Linked DNA regions of Homo sapiens: region 2 is linked to region 1. A link is a contact called in ENCODE Hi-C data. All regions are on one chromosome and are shown on one strand. The core of a region is the stretch at or near the end of the contact, and the rest is flanking DNA. Distances in the headings are between cores, read along the strand shown.

Evidence for each region. Hi-C counts contacts between places; a loop is a spot of excess contacts on that map. Pooled maps may share reads with other maps.
Region 2: a loop to region 1 is called in a map of K562, with 3 times the contacts of the local background. The contact joins two enhancer-like sites. A Hi-C loop is called at or near these places in 5 of 168 maps with a recorded cell type or tissue (IMR-90, K562, PC-9 and 2 more), 19 of 37 single-sample maps with no recorded cell type and 13 of 50 pooled maps.

Annotation. Positions count from the first base shown.
Region 1 is chr2:17,301,297-17,305,943 of GRCh38, reverse strand. No RefSeq gene overlaps it. Among named protein-coding and RNA genes, the nearest start is that of RAD51AP2, 210 kb to the left of the region's middle. Within about 2 kb of position 2,308, at least 2 of the 41 ENCODE cell types and tissues checked have a DNase peak (open chromatin) inside an H3K27ac peak, as active enhancers do.
Region 2 is chr2:16,625,082-16,629,672 of GRCh38, reverse strand. The region is part of intron 1 of CYRIA (CYFIP related Rac1 interactor A); the gene reads left to right. Among named protein-coding and RNA genes, the nearest start is that of CYRIA, 38 kb to the left of the region's middle. Within about 2 kb of position 1,257, at least 5 of the 41 ENCODE cell types and tissues checked have a DNase peak (open chromatin) inside an H3K27ac peak, as active enhancers do.

The sequences.
Region 1 (4,647 bases), core at 1,059-3,558:
TTTGAATCCGTTTTATGTTTTCTCCTTATAAGAAATAGGCCCCTTGTAACCAAGGCAACTATGAATGGACCCAAACCTTCAAGGGTGATTTTTCTCATGCAACAAGAAAACAGACCTATTATTTTTTCTGGAAGATTTCAGCCTCCCATCGGGCAGTTTAAGTTCACTTCCATGTGGCAGGTAGAGATCCTTTCTGCTCTTTTGTCTGAAGTTTGGTCAACCAGAAATTTGTGTTTGCCCAGTAAGTCCCCCTCTCTCTGCCTCCCATTTCTTGTTCCAACTGTGTACTGTTCAAGGGAACACTTGACACCAGAAATGGCCTTTCCTTTACTTTCGACAAGAGCCAGAGTTTTTCATAGTATGAAACCATAGTTTCAAGATCTCACCTTTCAGAAGTGATGAAGACTGAATTGCCTAGAGATGCTTTAGTGACATTTTGCTAGGGGGTAAGGACTGCCATCTCTCTACCAAAGAAATCTTTCCTGGATCGATTTCCAGAACCACAGGCATTGATCCCAGCAGCCACAGTATGGCTCTGTGCAGGAGAAGAAAGGGCCAAGACTCAAGGGACCCAGACTTCTGGAAGTGTCATTGAGCATTTGCCTAGCCTACCATATCTTTGAATACCATATCTTTTTGTTGAAACATAATAAATCCCCATTTTCTGAAGCCACATGGAGGCCTTATTATTGCTTCTAATCTTTGGAGTATTTAGGACAGAGAATAAGCACAGCTTGGAGTGGGGAATCAATAAATCAAACACTATATCAGTGGTTTTCAATTCTACTTACACATTAAAATCACCTTGGGAACTTTTAGCAGATACTGATGCCCAGATCAATTGAAAACAAATCTCTGGAGATAGGGTGTGATAATTTGTACGTTTTCAAATCATCCAAGATGATTCTAAAGTGAAGTAAGCTATGTTGAGAATCATTGCACTAGAATCAAGATTTAATTTTTGATCATTTAGAAAATGGCAGAGAAGTAAGAATTAAACACCACTCTCATCTGCTAGCCTGTGAAGAGCTAATATTTAACCAGGTAGCCATATTTACTCAAAGAACATACTCTAATCATTAAAAGAGCTTTAAAAATGGCATCTACCGAAATTACCAGTTCACTATCATACCCCGCTCATCCTTGTCTATGCCTGTCCTGTCTTCTTCTGGGTCGACTGACCATAAATGCATAAAATAACATTTGATTATAAATAGGTTTCCCAAGTTAAACAGGCAACCCTTTAAAAACCATATTACAGGCCGGGTGTGGTGGCTCACACCTGTAATCCCGGCACTTTGAGAGGCTGAGGCGGGCAGATCACGAGGTCAGGAGTTCGAGTCCAGCCTGGCCGATATGGTGAAACTCTATCTCTACTAAAAGTACAAAAATTAGCCGGGCATGGTGGTGCGTGCCTGTAGTCCCAGCTACTTGGGAGGCTCAGGCAGAAGAATTGCTAGAACCCAGGAGGCGGAGGTTGCAGTGAGCAGAGATCGTGCCACTGCACTCCAGCCTGGGCGACAGAGCAAGACTCCATCTCAAAACAAACAAACAAACAAACAAACAAACAAACAAATGGATATTACCTTCAATAAGAGTAGCCATTCTTCTGCCTTATGTTCTAAAGAAAATCGGATATCTTTATTTGTCTATTTATTTAGAGACAAGTTTTCACTCTGTTGCTCAGGCTGGAATGCAGTGATGCGACCACAGCTCACTGCAGCCTTGAACTCCTGAGCTCAAGCAATGCTCCCATTTCAGCCCCCCAAGTAGCTGGGACTACAGGTATGTGCCACCACACACAGTCAAATTTTTATTTAATATTTTGTGGAGGTGGTGGTCTCACTCTATTGCCCAGGCTAGTCTTGAATTTCTGGCTTCAAGTTATCCTCCCACCTTGGCCTCCCAAAGTGCTGTGATTACATGTATGAGCCACTGTGCCTGGCCTGGATATCTTTAAATGCTGCATCCTAAATATACATAAGTGAAATACAATAAACACAATATGTGAAATATATGTCAACAATGTCTACTGACTGAGTGACTACAATGTTTTGGGCTATAGTTCAGAGAAATAAACCCTTGAATTAGTGCTCAGTTTGGAGGGAAGATGTGAGATGTCAATGAATAGTGGCAGAAAACTAACATATTGGGAGCAGTATGCCGACACTGGGCAAGCTGAATGGCAGATGAGAAGCACAAGGAAGGAGGGCAAGGCAGAGCTGGGCAGAGAAGGCTCCATGGAAAAAGTGGTATGGAAGCTGAACCTGGAAGGAGGCTAGACTTTGAGCATGTGGCTGTTAGGTCAAGGGTTTCCCAGATGAATGAGTCCAATGAAAATAAAAAGTTAGGATCATTGTTGTATTTTGGTGAAGTTTAGGAAGCAAGAAAAGAGAGATCTGAAACGCTCACTTTCATAACAGAAATAGTTTGTTTTTCATTTTTCATCAATGACAATTTTCAAATGCATATTTTATTCTCCTTTCTCTTTTAAGATAGCCATCTTAGAGTTAAGCTTTGTTTCCTAGTTTTATAAATAAAACCATTGCTCCTCGATGAATCATAATGCAGCATAGTATTAAGTGTTCAAGGTTAGGTATAGGAAGCTCAACAGTGTGGAAAATGTAAATATGATTTCTCATATTTTCTTGCTTAATTGCTAGATAGCAAGTCTCAGGCATTACTCAGAACCACAGCGGATGTGGGAGATCCTAAAATAGATTCTTTCCCTTTGTCAGATCATACATTGCAATGGAGAAGGGCACAGCCAGGTAGTCTGGCTGATCACAGGTTTGTATTGAGTCAAGTCCGGTAAACTCAGGTAAAAATAACAGCAAAGCACCCTCTAGTCCTGGGTCATTCGCTATTTAAGTAAGCAAAGAGAATCAATTCAGTGACCATGTAAGAAGCACCTACTTTAGGTTTGGCTATGCTAATGATGAGGCATCAACATTTAAGGCACACTCAATCTCTAGGTGATGAGCTGTATATAAAGAGATGAGGCACTGGTCTTTTTTTTTTTTTTCTCCTTTTCTTTTCAATGAGCCAATATTACATTGGTGACTAAAAATTGTAACAACATGTGCCCTTCTAGCGATGAAACTGCTTAAGACATCAAGGCTCTGCTTTCATTTTGTCCTCCCATAGACCCTTACTCTCTTGCCTAGGTTTTCAGCTAAATATTTTGAAATAGGGACTTATGATTAGACTAAAATTCCAGAACATAATCTATATCTAATGTCTTCTGTGTGATGCGTCAACTATTATTAGACTACTGTTTAAAATGCTACATGTATATTTTTGATAATCAGGTGATTTTTACCTCTGAAAATGAAAACAAAAAGTTCTAGCCCAAATATCACTAGGTGTAACTAATCTACACATAGTGAATGAGAGGACCTCCCATTTGGCCATGCTGAGGTTTCTTTAAGTGGCTGTCAGCCCTTCTGGCCTGCATCCTGGAAATGCAGCTGCAGAATGCATAGCAGCTCCTTGAGGCTAATCATGAGGAGGGGGAGGCTAGTCGTTCTGGCTGCACAGTGGGTACTTTGCCCTTGTGTTAGGCTTCAGAAATTAGCCTATCTGCCTGGAAAACAGGCAATAGCATCAGCAAAGAACAAGGGCTAGAAACTCAGTGAGAAGCTTCCACTGACCTAAAGAAGCCTGTTAGGACAACTGCTTATAACTTCCATACAAGTTTTTCCTTTGGTGTCACAGCTTAAAGGGACTCAAATCTGTGTGGCAGTGTTGGATGCCATGCATAGGGGTGCTATGGATGACCTCTCAGTCCAAACTGCAGGGTAGCTGAGCAGGGGAGCTAACACCGTAGGGTGGGTGAACACACACCTTGTCAGAGAAAGAAGACTAGAACTGTGTTGAAAGGCCAATCTGGGCCTTATTCCAAGGAATAACTAGTGTGGGGCAGATTCTGGATGTTGGGATACTGAGAGATGAATAATAGCTTCAGAAGTAGAAAAGGAGTATAAAATAATGGGGGAGGCTGGAGACATTTACCACCAATGGGGATGGAATGTCCAATACCCATTTTTATTGGCCTACTATGGAGAAATCCATGGGACTGGGCCTGGTTTAAAGAAATAGAGTGGAGAGAATATTTGCATAGCTGGGAAGGAAAGGGACTCTCTTTTCCTTAAGGCAATGCTCCCTAGTGGGCTTTGGATAGATGAGTTGTGAGTATCTAATCCAGGAATCCTAGAGCTGCAAGAGGAATTAAGAATACTATAGGGGCTCAACAGAACTAATCTGAATCTGAATGGACGTTGTTAGAGAGGGAAGGTGAATGGGAGGAAGAATGCTAGAGGGGCTCAACAGAAGTAATTTGGATCTGAACGGAAGTTGTTAGAGAGGGGAGGTGAATGGGAGGAGGGACTGCTTCCTTGAGGAAAGTGGAAACCTGGGCATGGAAAGGAATGAGACTTCTGAAGTGGATAGCTCTCAGGCTGGGATAAAGGAAGACAACAAAGCCTGAAAGCCCAAATCAGGGCTTGAGGTTTTATGGGAAGAGCATCAGGAGGAATGGGAGGTGAAGTGCCATGCCTGTTGGTGGCTGCTTCCTTCAAGTAGCCAAACTCAGGACAAGAGAGGGGAGCATTGTTCTTGCCTTCTGGGCAGTCCTGATTTAGTTAC
Region 2 (4,591 bases), core at 8-2,507, 680 kb after region 1:
CAGGATGAGGGCCCAGAGCCCTGCACGTCAGTGCCTCCAAGAGCCCTGCCAGTTTCTAGGGCTGCTAGGAGCTGGCAGGCTTCTCTGGGGCCTCTGAAAATCCCTGGCCTCGAGGTCCTATGATGCTCCATGATTAAACATACGCCAGAAACGGTCTCTTCAGAGAACAGACAAATGCCCTCTGCTTTCTCATTAGCTCTGCACTTTACCTGTATTGATGGGAGAGTTTGTTAAGAGTGATTTCCTGGCTTCAAAAGAACAGCAGATTCTTCCTTCCTCTTGTCAGAGATTCCTAAGAAGGCAGATTCTTAGGGAAAGAGTAAAACAAAAACGAGCTTTAAACACCACCTCCTTCCCCACTAGGCCCAGTCAGGGGAAAAGGGAGGATCTCTCACCAGGTTAGAGCTGCTCACTCCCACGCATGATGGGTGCCTGCTGGCAGCAGAAAAAGGCCAGGCCTTGTCTTAGAGATGCGCCTGTCCCCTGAGGACCCCAGGTCTGTGTCCTCCCAGTAGACTGCGGTTTCTCCAGCAGGTCCAGTAGTGGTGGCAGCTGTATTCCCGTGCTGGTTTCCCATCTGCTTGTCTCAGGCTGTCCTCAATGGGACAGCCACAGAGTCCTCACTCTTGAGGGACAGGCTGCTTATCAGAACAGCTGGGTATTAGGGTTCCGGGGCTTCCAGGGCACAAGGAACCCACCAGTCTTTTAAAATACACTGTTTGAATTAGTGACACCCTGCCTTCTCAAACCATAACATGACTGCTTTATAACCAAGTGGCATCAGCCTGTTTATCTATAAGGCCAACAAGCTCCGTGAATTCAGAAGACAGGCAGGTGAACACAGGGAGAGTGGATTATTTGGAAAGAGTATTTGTGTGGATTGGGAAGCAAGGCATTGCCCAGAAGGGTCCTCTACCAACACAACTGGACATAAAAATAACCAGCCTGTGGGAGTGTGGATTGTATTCGGGTGACTGCATGTTCTTACATGCCTAGGACAGTCCTGGTGTCTGCCTGTTGTCCCAGCAATATTATTAAAAGGGCCCCCTTTCACTCTCAGAGGTATCCTCGTTTGGATGATAAACCATTAAATCACCCCAACTGTATGACTGTGTATATAAAAGTGGTTAGCAGCACTTAGTGTGGATGTGTAGCGTAGGGAGTATGTGGAAGTAAACGCCTGTGCCCATGTGCTCTGACAGCCCAGAAGCTGGCTGTGGGTTAGCACAGCTGCACAGTTGTGGGTAAGTCACTTAACCATTTCACAGCACACACGGCTTTGAGGTGAGATCAGGGGCCTCACAGTCCGATAAATGGTGGTTCAGATCCTTTCTCATAGCCTGCTAGCTTTGACCTTTATAGAATTACTTAGCTTTCCTCAACTGCAAATTAAGAATAATCATATGGACCTCTCAGAGTTGGTATCATTTTTACATAATCTATATACACATCTAGAATATTTCCTGACAAATCATAACCTGCCAACAAATGGTGGCTGTTGTTGTTGTTATTATTCTAGGGCTGTGACTGTTTTTGGCTTTAGCTCTTCATTGTAGAAATGGTGAGAGATGACCCCTGTCTTTCCTGGCTTCCCAGGCATCATGAGGCTGAAACCCAGTGGCATCCCCGAAGCCTGGTGTCCCGGGCATGTGTGCACTGCTGGTGCTGGGGATGCAGAAAGGGAACCGCCTGCCTGCCCGCCCAGCTGCTCCATCTCTCTGGGACATAGGAATTGGCTTTCCAAGGCATCATCCCCTCCACCCATCTCAGGCCCTGCCTTCATCCCCTCCCTGGCCCAGCCATGCTGTATAAACACCAACACCAGGATGTCATTTACTGGTGTTGCCTGACATTGGTCGGCTGCTACCCAGAGGGCACTAGGTACCAAATTCCTAATTCTGCCTGCACAGCAGCTGTCAGTCTTTCCTGCCTGGAGAGTCTCCTATCTTCCTTCTCTCCTTTTGAAGGAAGGTGTCATCTGTTCCTAGTGTATTTGCTTTATTCTCTTTCTTTCCACTATTTGGCTTTGCAGAATTTGAGCCAGACTGCTTAAGTTCACACCTTGACTCTATCACTCAAAAGCTAAATCCCATGGACAAGTGACTTAATCATTTTGTGCCTCAGTTACCTCTTCTGTAAAAGGGGACAATAATAATGCCTACCTAGTTTGGTTGCCATGAGGTTTCAGGGAGTCACTACATGTACAGTGCTAAACAAAGCCCAACACACAGTAAGTACTTGATCAGTGTTAGCTATTTTTATTATCCAAACACCTGCCCCTTCTGGTTTCTCAGTGTTGCTCTGTGCTTCTGGCATTGAGGGACTCAGTCTAAGCTCTGCTGCTGGTGAACTGTGGGCACAAGCATGCCCCACCCTGGGCTTTGGGTCCCTTGATTGCCCACCCCGGAGGGTGGGGACACAGTCTTTGGGGCCCTTTCGGCCTCCCGTAGTGGATATTGCCTTCCCTTCAGTTGTTGTGCCTTGCTTTTCTATTTCCAGAGCCATTCAGAAGGGGAAGGCAGCAGCCGTTTGAAGCTCTTCCCTAGCCCTCCCCTGAATGGGGTGGGGTGGGACAGGACATGGGGAAAGGTCGCTAGACTGGAAGACAGGAGATGCCTATTTCGGGCCCTAGTTCTGTTTTGAGACTCTGGATAAGGCACCTCCTGTCTCTGATTTCGGCTTCTCCATTTATAAACTGGGGTGATTACCCCTCAGCTTTGTACCGCTCTCAAAATGAGCAAAGATGAAAAGATATGGAAAAGCATTTCACTGGCTGCCAGGTGCTACAGAAGGGCAAACTCCTGATTGTGTTGTGTGGTGTGAAGCCCCACCAGGCCAGGCACAGGGCATAGCACTGTGGAAGTAGCCTGGGCCGCCTGTGGCTGCTTGGATGGGAGCAAATGCATGCTGGTGTTGCTGGTGATATGTGAGGTTGTGCTGCCTGTGGAGATGCGAGATGAGAGTTTTCAGTTTCTTTCCCCCCTTGCTCTCTGTTCTCCCTAATGGACACTTGGCCCCGGGGTGACTCACACAGTAAACCATCAGCAATTGCTTCAGAAGGCTTGGAGTCCTCTCAAACATATGCTGACTTTTTGTTGTTCTATGTTTGGTTTGGAGTAGTGGGGCAGATCCCTGGGAGGCCATTAGCTGTGGGACCTGGAGTGAGCCCCTGCCCTTGGCGAGCCTTTGTGGTTGCATCTGTAAGGTGGGAGAAGGTGGGGTGAGGGTGAGAGCTGAGTGGGGGTCCGTGTTAACTGAATGCTAGTCCATGGATCAGAGCCAAGTTGGTGGCACTAAAACCCTCTCAGAAGATTTTTAACCGTACAAGTTTCCTGACCGCTGCTCTGGATTGGGTCTGTATTTTTTGTGAGCTTCTTAGATGCGTAGCCAGTACAGGGGGCCCGCTGGAGTAGGGGAACCAGTATGTGATGGCTTACGGGCTCTGCATTCTCTACCCCTTGGTGCCCATCAGGGGTCTATGAATAGTATTAGCATTAGTAGAAGTGGTATTCGGTTATTAAGTTATTATTAGGGTCATCTCTGTGTGTGGTTGTTCAAGTTACCAGGTGACTGTCATTCTTTACAATGTGCATTTGGAGTTGGGGAATTTCTGTAAGCCTCAGTAAGTAAATGGAGTCAACAAAATGGACAGGAAGACAAGCAGGAGGTGTCTTAGAATGATGATCAGGAGGAAACCCGGTGTTCCGCCTGACTGACCCTCTTGGTTTTGTGGTGGAAAATAGCAGCATTTGTGCTGAACCCAGCTGAGTGAATCCATCCCAGTCATGCACACTGAAAATGGGTTCAATTCTGAGGACATTTGAGAAAAAAAAAAAAAGCAGTGAGGATGGGATAGCTCTCCCTGATACCTGATCACTTTGAGAGCTTTTCTCTTGTTTCCAGATCCTTTTGTGACACGCCTGGCCCCTCAGCCACAGTCAAAAGGTGAGGAACAGGGCCTTACCCCAGAATCCTTCTTTGGAAATTCACCACCTTCCATGTCTACACCTGAGGTGTGGAAAACATCCCTGTGCCAGGCGGTGCTTGGTGGTGGGAAGTGGAATTTGTGGACCCCAACCCTGAGTTTGGAGGAAGTAAACGTCTTTGCCCTGCCCTGTTACCATCACAATCCGGTTTCCTAAAATGCAGGGCCCAGCTCCACTAACGTCCACTCAGAAATCACTTTCTCATCAAGCCAAGGACATTTCAGAGTTGCTGTGTTTTCTCTATCATTTCCTTCCCTCCTCCCCCACTTCACTTCCTGTTTTTTCTTCCTCTTTCTCCACCCCCACCCCATCTCTCCTGGCATGTCCCTTGTTGTCTGAGAACAGGAACAAAGCCTTGAGCCAGGGAGCGTTGATAATTGTGACTTCCTGAGGTGCCCTCTTGCTGCTGCCCCTGCTGCTGAGAGCCAGAACCAGCCCAGCCTCTGGGGGCCTGGGAGCCCCAGCTGGGAGCCTGGCAGGAAGTCTTGGACTTTAGACCCCTACTTCCCCCACAAGCCCACCACCATCCCCCACCCCCATCAGAAAGAGAATCTAATAAAAATAATCTTTCATGCCCTTACCACAGTTTCAGCTTTAAAGAACTG